Regions from separate parts of the Homo sapiens genome. Here region 1 is linked to region 2. A link is a contact called in ENCODE Hi-C or POLR2A ChIA-PET data. All regions are on one chromosome and are shown on one strand. Each heading gives the region's core, a stretch centred on a gene start or an enhancer-like site at or near the end of the contact. The rest is flanking DNA. Distances are from core to core; before and after follow the strand shown.

Evidence for each region. A loop is a pair of places that touch in the nucleus more often than their neighbours do. ChIA-PET counts read pairs that join two places held with the same protein, here RNA polymerase II (POLR2A). Pooled maps may share reads with other maps.
Region 1: a map of ovary shows a loop between it and region 2 (2.2-fold over the local background). The contact joins two enhancer-like sites. A Hi-C loop is called at or near these places in 72 of 168 maps with a recorded cell type or tissue (A673, B cell, CD14-positive monocyte and 45 more), 35 of 37 single-sample maps with no recorded cell type and 44 of 50 pooled maps. POLR2A ChIA-PET finds 5 or more read pairs at or near these places in 8 of 52 experiments (CD8-positive, alpha-beta memory T cell, GM12878, H1 and 5 more).

Annotation. Positions count from the first base shown.
Region 1 is chr18:48,928,646-48,935,316 of GRCh38, forward strand. The region is part of intron 3 of SMAD7 (SMAD family member 7); the gene reads right to left. Among named protein-coding and RNA genes, the nearest start is that of SMAD7, 19 kb to the right of the region's middle. RefSeq lists enhancers at 591-760, 3,798-3,947, 4,206-5,091, 6,533-6,602. Within about 2 kb of position 5,098, at least 18 of the 41 ENCODE cell types and tissues checked have a DNase peak (open chromatin) inside an H3K27ac peak, as active enhancers do; they include GM12878, dorsolateral prefrontal cortex, left ventricle myocardium inferior and 1 more, where a contact is called at or near this core.
Region 2 is chr18:48,775,025-48,781,557 of GRCh38, forward strand. All of the region lies in intron 9 of CTIF (cap binding complex dependent translation initiation factor), which reads left to right. It overlaps LOC107985147 (a long non-coding RNA gene), which reads left to right. Exons shown (of 2, transcript XR_001753444.2): 1 at 1-765; 2 at 1,801-5,130. Among named protein-coding and RNA genes, the nearest start is that of CTIF-AS1, 64 kb to the right of the region's middle. RefSeq lists enhancers at 1,037-1,537, 1,538-2,038, 3,274-4,215, 3,659-3,798, 4,256-4,887 and 1 more and silencers at 3,869-3,948, 5,972-6,154. Within about 2 kb of position 2,212, at least 11 of the 41 ENCODE cell types and tissues checked have a DNase peak (open chromatin) inside an H3K27ac peak, as active enhancers do; they include GM12878, dorsolateral prefrontal cortex, left ventricle myocardium inferior and 1 more, where a contact is called at or near this core.

The DNA of each region.
Region 1 (6,671 bases), core at 3,848-6,347, 160 kb after region 2:
TCGCAGATCCTGCTGGTCTAGAACACTAATTAGTGACTGTGTCCTTACAAATTATGTTAAATAATCAATTCCTAGAACTAAAATGTACTCCCTGGCTCCCCAAACTGGTCCCACACCACCTCCCAAAACCCCCCAAGCATCTGAGTCTGAAGCCCCCAACCTGGGGATGAATGCTCCTAAGAGCATTTATCTCGCCATGGAGAATGTAATTGAGGGTGGCACGGGGCAGGGGAGGAAAGCCACACAAATCAAAAGCTCTTGTCTGTCTCGCCAGTCAGGCTGACGCGGCTTCCTGTGCCCCAGCATTCAGCCATGCAAATTACAGCGTGTACCCAGCTGCCTGCAGCCACTGCTGTCTGAGGAGGCCCACTCTGCCCAGGCTCCTCTGAGAGAGGCCTCAGAGGAAGGGTGGGGACTCCCGACCCAGCCAACTCCATTCATAATATTGACAGTAAAGGGCCTCTCTGGCTGCTGTTTAGTGTGCATGCAGTCGAATCATTTCTCGAGTTCAAATTTCCAGATACTTCCCCTCCATGGTACACCAACCAGGTTCCCACTGTTACCCCCCAAGTAACTCAGAGCAGCTCTCTTCAGAAAGGGGGTTCACATATTAGCAGGCACAGAAGCCCTCAGCCCTGCATGGCATTGTCTGCTCAGCTGCCTTCCCTCTGGGCATGACCCTGGCACCCCCAGGAAGACACAAGGGCTGGGACAAGCATGGAACAGAAAGTCTGTCGTGTCCAAGAGAAACTACCAAGTCAAGTCTCTTACCTCACCCACCTACCCACCTGCCACCCTGAGAGTGTAGGAGATTCCCCAAATTCCCTATCTGGATTCCCAACTGGGCAGCTGGCACTGAATGCTGATTCATTCTCTCTCTCTCTCTCTCAATCTCTTTCTCTCTTTCTCTCTCTCTCTCTCTCTCACTCACACACACACACACACACACACACGTTAAAGCATCATGAAAATCTTAATACAAACCACTGCATCATTAAGCCAATTTTCCAAAAGGACAAAACCCCTAGAAGGACAGGACAGTTTTTCCCTGGTTTTGCAGGTGGTGGGGGGGCTCTGTGTGTGCAAGAAACCAAGCTACTTTTGCTGTGGGCCTCGTTTTAATAAAGCCCCAGGCTACCAGGACCCCTAGTCCTTGGAAGGCATCACAGGACCCAAAGGCAGACCCTTCTCCCACCCTATCCCCCACAGATCCAACTCCACTCCAGTTTCTAGAGGGTAGGAAAACTGTCCGAAGACATGGAAAAATACAGTGAGAAACAAAAGTCCTTTTCATTCCTCCCCTCCCCCGGCTCCCCTTGTTCCATAACAATTATGAAAACTGTTGGATGGGATGGCATTTTGAACATTTACTGCATTCCGGCCAATAAATTCCAATGCAGGATCCGATGGAAAAGCTCCTTCTTCTCCTGCGAGCTCCCTCCCTGGCCCCCCTCCCCGTGCACTCCCAGCCCTCATTCCATCTCTCACTTTACAACCCAATACCAGGGCCTGGCCAGGCCAGGGCCGCACTGTACTTAGAGGGAAAAACAACAGTACGACAGCCTGGAGACAGCGTGCAGACTGGAAAAGTTAATCATTACTTCTGTCTGCCTCCGTAATCTAATCTCTCCCGCTTGGACACACTCACTGTTCAGCCATCCCAGCCCTTTCACCCCTAAAGCACCCAGGACCTCCCAGACCCAAGCCCCCACTCCCTCTGGCGGGTCCTCCCACTCCTAACCTCCAGTTAGGAGGTCAAGGGAATAAAAGAAGAATGAAAGGGTCCCCCACCCAGAAGCTGCTGTCACAAGGCCCTGGAGTCCAACATACACGGCCAGCTGCTCTGTGCTGGGTGCCCCACCTTTCAGAGCCTCCAGGCCTCCCATAAACATGGGCTCCCATAAATGTGAGCTCCAATCTGGCTGGTGACTGCAGCAGCCCAGCACTGCCCCTCCCCCACCGCGCAGGGACAGACTGTCCCCTCCCCGCTTTCTCACTCCCTCTGCCCCAGGATTCGCCCTCAAGCCCACCCCGGTGGGTAGGGCTCCCCCACCGCATGCGATCGGTGTGTGCCGACACATGAGGCACAAGTCAAGGAGGCCCTACCGTTGGCGATGCCTTAAAAAATTAAACACAGAATGACAGTGTAATTTAGCAATTCCACCTCTGGGTATATACCCAGAAGAACTGAAAGCGGCGACTCCAGTGGTATTTGCACATCCATGTTCACAGCAGCATTATTCACAATAGCCAAAAGGTAGAAGCAAGCCAAGTGTCCATCAAGCAATAAATCAACCAGACATGGAATATTCATACAATAAAATATTATTCAGCCTTAAAAAAGAAGGAAATTCTGACATACGCTAGAGTATGGATGAACCCTGAGGGCATTATGTTAAGTGAAATAAGCCGATCACAAAAGGACAAACACTGTCTGATTCCACTATTCTATGAAGTACCTAGAGGAGGAGGCAAATTCATAGACAGAAAGAATGGTGGGTGCCAAGTGCTGGGGGAGGGGAGAAGGGAAGTTAGTGTTTCATGGGAACAAAGTTTCAGCTAGGGAAGATGAAAAAGTTCTGGATGTGGACGGTGGGGATAATAGCACAATATGAATGTACTTAATGCCACAGAACTATACACTTAAAAATTGTTAATATGGTATATTTTATGTATATTTTACCACAATAAAAGAAAAAGGCCTCAGCTCTCTTAAGGCTCTCCTTTGCACCCCCATAACTAGTCCTCATAAGCATAGATTTCCTGAACTGGGGATTCCACGGGTGGGACTGGGCTTCAGCAAAGATATCGGCCCCCTGCAGATGTATACAAATTGTGGTATAGCATGCATTTTTCTGAACAGAGTCCTCAGCTTTCACCCATACTTGGAAGAGTTTGCGAGCCAAGAGACAGAAAGAACTACAACCTTTTTATTTTAAAATGGAAGCAGTCTTTGGCTTCCATAGGGATATCTCATCAATAGGGGGATCATTCCCACACCCCTCAAATCCAAGAGACAAAGATCACAGATCACCGAAGGGACTTGGCAGCCAAGCCCAAGCCCTTATTTTGCAGATGAGAAAACTGAGGCCCAGAACACAGAAATGGCTCCTGCAAGGCCATGTGGCCAGCCAGGGGCTGAGACACTCGGCCTCAACCCAGGAGAGCAGGCCAGCCTCTAGTGACAGGAAAGTGGAGGATGCTGGCCCCGACATTGTAATTCTCTCCCAGCCCCCTCCTGGGACTAGGGCATCCTGGACACCCTGGGGGGAAGGTGGGGGGGCTTCTGAGTTTTTGCAGGCCCCACGATCCTGGGCTCTTCCCCAGAAAACAGCCCCCCCAGCAGGGTTTTGATTGTGCCCCCACTGAGCAGGAGATGGGGCCCATCTATTTGTAAGAACGGTATGGTGCACTCAGATCACACTGATAACTAACTTTTTAATTTTCCCTCTTGGTTACTGATTCATGAGGGGGTGGGGCAGGGCTGGCTCAGAGGCTGCAGTGAGGCTGACAAGGTCCCCAGGCCCAGCTCTTGATGATCCTCACTTAGCCTGCAGGGGAAGGAGACACTTAACAGCTTCATGAGGTGACTGGAAGGTGGGACAGGGGACAGGGACAATCATTTAACCTCCGAGTGAGCCACCCCAGAAAATGCAGACAGCTAATCTGCCAACGGCACAGTCATATCTTGGCGTCTTATTGTTTTTGTTCCTGTTGAGTGACAGTCGCAGATCAAAACGTAAGAAAGCAATACTGAAATGAGCACACAGTCGCTGGCCTGGTTATCTGAGTTGTCTTCTGGCTGAAAGAAAGTCCCGACTTTGCAAGATGAAATTGGAATTGAGACCAGATCTTCCCTTTCTGCTCTGATCAAACCCCCCAGCAAAAGCAGCTCTCCCCGCCTTTTCTTCCTGGTGGGGCTTCACGGAGGAGCGAGAAGAGTAATTCAATTAGTGAACTCCACAGAGCTTGGAAGCCATCGGTTGGCCCCGGGGGAACAGACAGAGAAGGATGAATGTGAAAAGGAAACACCCTGGTAACTGCATCTTAGATTATTTCATCCAAACCCAACCCCAGACAGGCCAGGGCCTCACACACAGGGCTGACACCTCAGAAACGGGCTTAACCCTCAGATTTAAAATTAAAAAGCAAGAATTTCCTTCATCCCCCAGATGGTCTTCGTTGCGAATCAAGTCCTCTGGAGTTACAAAGGGAAAGTCACTCCTGGGCTTTGAAAACATCCCACTTCTCCTCTGGCTGTCAAGACATTAGATACTGTCTTTCCAGATGTTTCCCCACCCCTTGGCCGTGGTCCACTGAGGAGCCTGGCGCTAGGCTGGTCACTTCCACTCTGTGCTGTGCCCCAGGTACTACCAGGGTCTGGAGGGTGGATTATAACCACAGCTCCTGTTCTTCCTGCTGTCATCTTACAATCAGCAAGAAGCGGGGTGGGGAGGCGGGCTGGAACCAAAACCCGGGAGACCTACCTCTGTTTATCCACAAGCTTTGCTTTATCTCAATTCTCAACAGACCACACAACCAAAGCAGAAGTAGAAGTGGATGACTCAAGAGCTAGGCCCATCCCAGGGGGCCCACCCTGCACCTCCCCCACCTATGGCCTGGCTTCATGGAGGGACCAGGCTCCTCTGTCCTACAGAAGCTGCCCCTGCCTGCCTCCAGGTAGAGGCAACTCCTAGTCAATCCCCCCTCCCGCCGGCTCCATCCCCATGGATTCAACATCACCTTCGGACAAGCCATTCCAACTGCCAATTCTTAATTCTAACCCAGCCCAGGAACTGGTCCTCTGCACAGCACACAGCCTGGCACATAATAGGTGTCAATACATATTTGCTCCATAAACAAACCACAGGGACACACTGGCTTCTTCCAAAGCAGCGGGCCCACCTAGCTTCACACCCGGCAGAGGGAGGCACATGTGAACCCACCTGAGAGGGGAGCACACCTTCCAAGCACGGAGTCAGCCAGAAGGACCAAGTCCCTCTCCTGGACTCCCCACGGAGGACACAAGAGGGAAGCCCTGTTCTGCGCTAGGTCACACTCAGCCGCCGCGGCATATGCCACTGAGAGGTGTTTCCAAGGCCGGCGCCGGCCCACCAACCTCTGTGGGCACACCACCTGCCCACAGCATTCTGCTTTGGCGTCCTGCTCTGTTTGGACAAGTTGCCCTCACCAAGTGTTCAACAATGCTTTTACACACCCCAGGGCCCTTGTTGTGTTATGAAAACAAAACAAAGCACGCTAAGGAAAAAGCTGGGAGGGTGGGGGTGAGCGTGAGTGGAGAGCGGGCCAGCCACACACACAGGTCTCTTTCTTTCTGGTCTCTGTCCTAAAGACGGCTCCTTGGCAGCACGGGCCGGGGCACTGTCCCATGCCCTGTGTCATTAGAACAATGACATCAACAAAGAGGGGATTTAGAAACCCAGAGACAAAAAATGGAACTGGACCTTATCTGCACCACTGTAGGGCTGTGATAAGCCCCCTCTCTGGGAGATGCTTCTAGGTGAACCATATCACTCCTTCCTCCAAAGCACAGCACCGTTACTGGACACAGCTGTACCAGGGCAGCTCCGAGACCCATTTCCCCTCCACTCCTCACTAGCACCCTAGAAATAGTCTCAGGAAAGTTACAGAACTCCTGCAGGATGAGGGGGACACGGTGGCTTGAAAACACGAAGGCAGCCCTGAGTTCCCGGCGGCTAAGTGCCAGGTGCCTCTGTTAGGGGAAGGCAGTACCGGGGGTGGGTAAAAAGGCTAAAGGCGTGAGTAAATTCTTACGTACCCCCCATCAAAAAAAAAAATACAATCTTTTTTTTGCAAGTTAAAACTGAGCTAATGACACTGGGTGGGGCTCAGTGTTGAGGACTCCCCAGCCAAACCAAAATTAGCTTCCAGCCAAGAGCTGCTTGGCCTTACCATTTGGGGAAGGAAGCTGAAAAAGTCATGAAAGATTCTTTAGTAAAATGGGAAATAAGGCGGCAGTTAACATTTCAACTGAAGGTGACCCTTCTGGTAAAATATTTTTTTAAATAATAAAAATAACATAAAGTTCTCAAACAGCCTCTTTCTTAAAGAAAATGGCCTACATGTTCTCGTGGGAGTGGAAGGGAAGAAAAAAAAAACACAAAACAGAAAACAGGCTAGCCGTTTCTCAGCCACTACCTTTCACGAACCACTTTTCTCTGGAGTTATTCTCAAAAAAAAAGATGATGCAATTTCCTGTCTTGTCCCAATATTTCCTGTTAACTTACAAGGTGAAAGTTATCACCCTGTTTTAAATAACTGTCCTCAACACCGCTGAAAGTCCCTTTTCCCAGCCAGTGCCCACCCCTATCAAAAAATGTCCCCATCTTAGAGTATAAATACGATCATTTTCTACACCTTTTAAGAGTTGGCTTCGTAAGAAGCCTGGTTCTCTCTCTAGCAGATACTGAATCCACGGGGCACCTTCCACGGGAGTGGAAGCCCACATCTCCCAGGTGAACCCACAGAGAGAAACAGAGAGGCTGGGGGGCAGCCGAGTCCCCCAAGTGAGCCAACAGGTTTAGGTAGAGTGGCCGGGATCAGGTGAGTGTTGCTTTCTTGGTGTGTTAACCACTAAATTGAGAACTGTGCCTCAGCAGTTAATAATATCTTCCCGCTGAAAATAGCCC
Region 2 (6,533 bases), core at 962-3,461:
ACCTGGAATCAGCCTTCCCTGCCATAGACCCTTCCTTTAATGCCTTACCACCTGTGGCATAAGAAATAACTCAAGCGGCCAAGAGCCAGCCACCTCCCCCTGGCTCTAGTTGTGGCGCCATGCAACTGGTTGACTCTGGGTGGATCTCAAGCGTGGCAGCCCTACACTTACTCTTCTGTTAAATGGGGTCATAATACCCATCTCCTCCTCCTGCCTACTGCACTGACATTATCATTGTTAAAATCCACTGAAATGCCTGACTTTTACCTGTGTTCCCTTAAGACTCCTCCTCCAGGAGAAACTTGTGAATTTCATAGCAGCATGTTTTTCCTTTTCCTTTTGATGATTCCATTCATTCAAGGTTCTTAGGGGAGGTCCCAGGCAGGGAAAGCGCCATGAGATGCCCACGCAGAGATTCTTCCACAAGTCCAGGGGCCCCCGGCACAGTAGGACTTGAGGTTTGGGTGCAGCACTGTAGACAGCCCAGGATCCAGCCACAAGGAAAGCTCTCCAAGGGGCCCTGGGACTGGCCTGGAGGCCCCACAGGGTTCCCTGAGCTCAGTACTGTGAAACCCCAGTGAAACAGGCACTGGCCTCTGCCTGACACATAAAGGGGGGCAGGGCCAGCTCAGCCAGAGGGCAGTTTAGGAACATCAGAGGAAGGGGCAAGCCCTGTAAGTGGAGTAGGTTGAGGAAGGCTTCCTGGAGGAGGAAGCATGAAGGAAGAGGCAGGATCTGGGTGGAAGGAAGACAACAAGAGGATCTGTAAGTGGCAGGACCCTTTGAGGGACTGGGGGTTGCAGAGGAGGATTGGGGAAGGAGGTACCGCCAGCCTGGCGGAGGGTGTCAATCAGCAAGCCCAGGGCTGAGGCTGCCCAGCCGGGCCGTGACCCCAGGTCACTGTAACCACACTGGCCCGTTCATTTTGCTGGCGCCTGCTTCTTGCCATTTCAGGCCAAGACCATATTTTCATCCAAAACTAAAACTTCTACCTCAAGAGGCGTGAGTTTCCTGCCAGCCTTGGGCCGTCTTTTGCAGGTGGCAGAGTGGGCTGCTGAATCTGCGACCCTGGCCAGGCTCCAGGGCCTCTGAACCCTGGGGTTTTGCTGAGGCAGGTGGTGTGGCACCAAGGGCCTGGCATCTGAGGCCAGAAGATACCCGCCACCCCTCCCTGGTGAGGTTACTGCCTTGTAGGAGAGGGTAGGGATGCCCACCTCCATATGCCCCCATGTGCCCCAACCAGCCCCTCTTTGTGCACCAGCTGCTTCCAGAGCTATATGGAGATGGGCGCCCACCGCCCAACCAGGCACAGAGGTGCAGTGCTCGCTGTGGGGGAGGGGGAGCATGATGCCACCCCCAGGAGCTCTGCAGGAGCCAGAGCAGGGTTGTGCAGGAGGCTGCCATGGGGCGGGTCTGCACAGCAACACTTGCTGCTTTCACCTCACTCCCCTCTGCAGAAGCCCCTTTTCCTCCCCTCCCTCAAGTGGTGGAGCAGGAGGCAGAAAGTCTGAAGCCAGCCCCTCAACTAATGTCACCGTCTGAGCCTCAGCATCCCCATAGGGGAAACGAGGGCACTGGGTCGGGTGTGGTCTGTGGGTCAGGTCTCCCCAGCCAGGCACCAGGCCCTCTCCAGCAGAGCCTGTGGCACCTCTGTCTGCCTCGCACAGCCCCTCAAGTGCCTTGAGCCTGTGAAGGTTGCAAGGAGGTCTAGGACTAGGGAGAGGCTGGAACCCACTGCGGGTGGGAAGAGAAGATGGGAGCTGCTCTGTCTGCAATCTGGCAGTTGTTTATCCCAAACAGGGAACCAGAAGCTGAGGATTTAAAGGCTCGGCGTGGGAGGAGGTGCTCTGGGCTGCAGGAGATCCGGTGGGGAGCCCCAGCCCTGCCTTTCCCTGGCTGGGCGACCTCAGGCCAGGCCTTCTACCCTGATGGTGGCTTCCTCACCCATAAAACATGGAGAGGTTAGAAGTCATTTCAGACATTCCTTCCAGCTTTGTTATCCCAAAGCAGATGCGCTAGGCAAACAGAGGGTGCCTGCTAAAATGCCTGTTGCTGACTGATTGGTTAGCGGGTTGACCAGTGCAGAGCAGGACCCATCCCCAACTCTCCCCACCCGGCGGGTCTGGCCGGCTCCTTCCCACCCGCCTGGCCCCATTTACAGAGTCTGGGGCCTGCTTGGCTTGTGTGTGCTGGCGGCAGCACCTGCTGGGTGGGCAGGGCGGCCTGCAGGGGGCACCAGTGTGCAAGGCCAGCCCTTCCTGCCTGCGGCCACCTCCCAGCATCTTGGCATCCTGGGGGCTGTCCCACAGGGAAGATTTAAACTATATGATGGTGACCGCCACCAAGCCACCCTCCTATGTGCAATTTTCAGACCCCTTGGGGTCCCAGCCCTGAGTCCAGAAACCTCAGGCTGAGAGTTGGACTAGAACCCACAGCAAGGGTCCCCTCCAGACCTCCAAAACGGGCCAGTGTAGTACTCATTCCCATTTTATACCCAAGACAACCAGGGCTCTTGGAGGCCACAGGAGGGCCACCGAGGTCTCAGGTAGCTTAGAAGGAGGACAGAGCATGGGTCCTGGATTCCCTGGGAACAGTGCCTGCCCAGAGACCCAGCTGCCCTTAGGAACGAATGAGTATCAACCAGCTGAGGCTGCATTTTCTTAAAATGCATTGGTTTGTCTAGTGTTGTTTATGTTCTTTCTCAAACAGCAGGAAGAGGTTGTGGGAAGAGCCCTGGCTGTCAACAGGCTTCTCCCATGCAGTAGGGGTGGACAGAGGGACTGCAGCCAGGGTCAAGGGCAGGCCATGGGGCGGTGGGACAGAGAGCAGGCCGCAGCCTCATCTGGCCTCAGTAGCCTTGTACAGAGGCAAAGGGGCTTCCGTGTGGGGTGTCAGCTCCTTCCACACCTGCCTGGACCCGGAAACAGGCATGCCTTGAGTCACCAGCAGTGGGCAGCCGTAGAGTCACTGTTTCAACACCGCCAATTTGTTGGTCCCACGCCTGGGGCCCCTGTGGTCATTGCAGTATGTTTTATGGAACATTCTGTGAGGATTCCTCTTGGGGTTTTTTAGCAGCCACCCGTTAGGATGTTCCTAAAGTAGAAGGCAAACAGCCCACAGGGCCTCAGAATTCTAGAAAAAATGTCTGTGCACAGCATGGGAGCCTGAGCCAGGAGGGCATTCTCAGCCATCTTCTAAGGAGCCAGGTAGAAAAATGGGGTCGATTCTATTGTAGTTACTTCCTTATTTTAGCTATTCATTCAGAAATGTTAGCTGTTCAAAGGGTATGTCATTTATCAATCAGGAGGCGGGAGCCCCAGGTCTGCAGGAGTGCAGGGGAGGATGTGAGCAGGTCAGTCACAAGCTAACTTAGAACAAGCATTCAATCCCCCAGAAAATGCACCGGGGAAAGCCACAGGCATTCCCTTTTGGTAGAAAAGGTCCCTGGTCTATCTTCATCGATGGGACTCTCATCCGGGGTTTGTACCAGGGGAACCTGGCCAGGGGATGGCCGTTCAGCCTCTGGGCATGTTGGCAGAAGGGGTAGTTCATGGTGTGCCCTGGGCACCCCATTTCTGATTTCTACCCCTGAGCCAGGAAGGCCTCTCCCATCAACCACCGTGGGACTGTGAAGCAGGTAACAGGCAGAGGTGGTGGGGGTGTCCAGGGGCCTGAGGTGGCGGTGAGGATGGGCATGGAGTACTACACTTCATTGAAATGCCAGCAGCCAGGAGGTGAGCACCTTGGGTTGGGAGTGCTCCCTGAACCCCAGAACTGGAGGCGTTCTGGGGGCATTCTCACTAGCACCGCATCGGGACACATCAGTCCAGCAGGTCGCGCTGGTCCCTGGGGAGCCCAGAATGACAGTTTGTTTCTTTTTGTTCTGGCTGACAATGATGCCACAAAGCTGTTTCAGCCCTGACTGAGAGTACAGGATCTGGACAGCCCCGATTTGAATCCTAAGTTTAATACTTCGTAGCTGTGTGGCCTGGGCAAGTGGTTTTCCCTCTCGGGGCCCCAGTTTTCCATTTATAAACTGGGGTAATAGATAATACCTGCCTCCTTTGGGTGGATGAGGCTTGAATGGTGGGGACGATGGTGTTAGTATAAACACAACATTGACTGGTGTCGCTCATGTCTGGGGGTTCCTGTCAGGGGTCCAACAGGAACACCAGTTACTCCTCCTTTGCCATTGGGCCAGCTCTCTGCAGTCACTGGCTGGATACCAGCTGTATGCATACACTGTGGGCCATAAGTATCCCTTAGACCTTTGTGGGTGGGGGTTAACAGCCCCATTTTATACATGGGGAAAGAAAGTTCCAGAGAGCTTAGGAGGTATACGTCAAGTCACGCAGCTGGTCAGTGACAGACAGAACTGGAGCCAAGTCCCTGGTACCCCACACTCTGTCTCCTCAGAACACACTGCCACCTGCATGCCCTGATTGGTCAGGAGTGCATCTGGAGGGGGTCAGTTATAAGGCTGAGGAGAGGTGACAGGGAAACGAGATAAGAAACATGCCATTTAGGTGGCCATGCTTTCAGAGCCTCCTCCCCACAGGCCAGGCCTTGGGCTCTCCCCACTGCCATCTTATGACCAAAAGAATTGAGAGACAGCTTCCCGGCCAGCGCTTAGCAGCGGGCTTGGGTCTGCTGCCTCCTTTCCTGTCTTGCCGGGGGTGGGGGAGAGTCTCCACCAAGCTGCAGACAGACAGAAGAATGGTTCCTTGTCCTCCCAAGGGGGACAAGACTTCTCCATGTCCTTCCTTCCCACTGGGCTGGTTTCCAACCCACCACCTTCATGATTCGTGAATGCAAAGAGAAGACCACTTAGATCGGTATGTTTTGCTTCCACTTGGCAGCCCTAGGTGCTGGAGGCTGCAGCTCTGGGTGAAGGTGGGCCCTGGTCTGTGGGGTATGGGCATCTGTGAGCACCATCTGCATGCAGCCCCGGAGGTCAGGTGGCAGAGTCTCCCATGACAGGTTCCAGCAGCAGAAGTCCTAAGGAAGCAGCTTGTGTCTCAGATGAGGCTGTGTACCTCCGTTGCCTGTCTAGGCTGGAGGAAGGGTGATGGCACCTTTAACTGGTCCCTTCCTTACAGATCACTAAGTGTAAGAGGCCAAGCCTGCAAAGAAAAAAAGGGAGAGGGAGAGAGGAAAAAAAACTAGAGCCTGTGCGCTATGTCATTTCTAACACTAAATGATTAAGAAGTGAGGACCCTGGGGTGTGAGCCAAGGCAGCCTGGGTTGCTCAGTCCTCTAGAAACCCTTCTAAGCTTTCCTCAGCACACAGCCCAGAGTGCTACCCGGAGAAAGAGCCACCTTGTAAATCGCTTTCTTCACTGTGCTGCTATGCCTTTCAAAACAAAAGCTAAAAACTCCTCCCACCCCCATACAACTTGATTTATCATGACCCCGTCATCTCGGTGTCCCGGTGTTAGTTCAAAATCAGGCTCAAAACTGCAAAGGCTGGAGGGAGACTGTGGGAGGGTGAGGGACACTTTATCCAGCACGTGGCACACGCACCTCTGCCGCGTCGGTTCATGCGTGTCCCTCCCTGCGAGCTTGGCGGGGCACTGTGGACACTGGGTTCTCTGCCTGATAAAGGGGGATCCTTTCATGTAGCATGCATCAAGATGCATGCATGGTGTGCTGGGCTGTCTCAGCCACTCTCCCAGGCTTCCCTCCTGCCGGTCCGCACACAAGAGGCAGCGTGCTGGGGAGCCAGTGGAATAAGGGCCCCACAGGGGCAAGATGGCCAGAGGCCATTTCAGCATGACCAGCATTTATGGATCTCCTTCTGTGTACCTAGCAGGGCAGAGTGCAGGGGTAGGGCTTAAGGAGGGGGGCGTGCTGATAGCCTCAGGAGGCCCATCTGTCCCTCCCTCTCTCCCTGGACTCCTCTGTCATCCCATCCCCTCCTAGCTGGCATGATTTTTCCTGTACTCAGATCGCAAAAGACTAGCAAGCCAATATGTTTGCTGGGGGAGTCACAGAAGGCGAAGACCCCCCCATCCCTGCCTTCACGGAGCTTCTGGCTTTGTGAGCCCCCCTCTTCTTGTTGTCAGGCTCCCAAATGACCCCAAAGGGTTTGCTTGCAAAAGTTTGTCCTCTGGACTTTGTGTTTTTCCCCATCTGCTCTACCCTCCTAGTGCCTCCTGGCTCCGGCCCCAGCGCCAGCCCCTGTCTGTCCCTGCAAACACAAGTCAGCTGTGTGTGCAGACAAAGCCGTGCGCCGCAGCGGGGGCCGGGCCTGCAGAAGGGACATTTCCAGGGAACTCTGGGGGCGGCGGCTGGGAGGGCAGAGGCGACTGTCTGATTAGCAGAGACTCGGCGTCACAGTCTAGGGCAAAGAGGGTGCGGGGGATTTGGCCGGGCCCCAGGGGCCAGTGGCTGTGGGTGGTGACCAGGGGAGGCAGCCAGGCTGGAAGAAATCTGCTGTTTGAGAAGTGGAGGAAACGGGCTGGAGAGGAGAGATAACAGCCCGTTCTCTGTGTATCTGCATGCGTCTGCCGGCGAGGGTGGCTGGAGCCGGG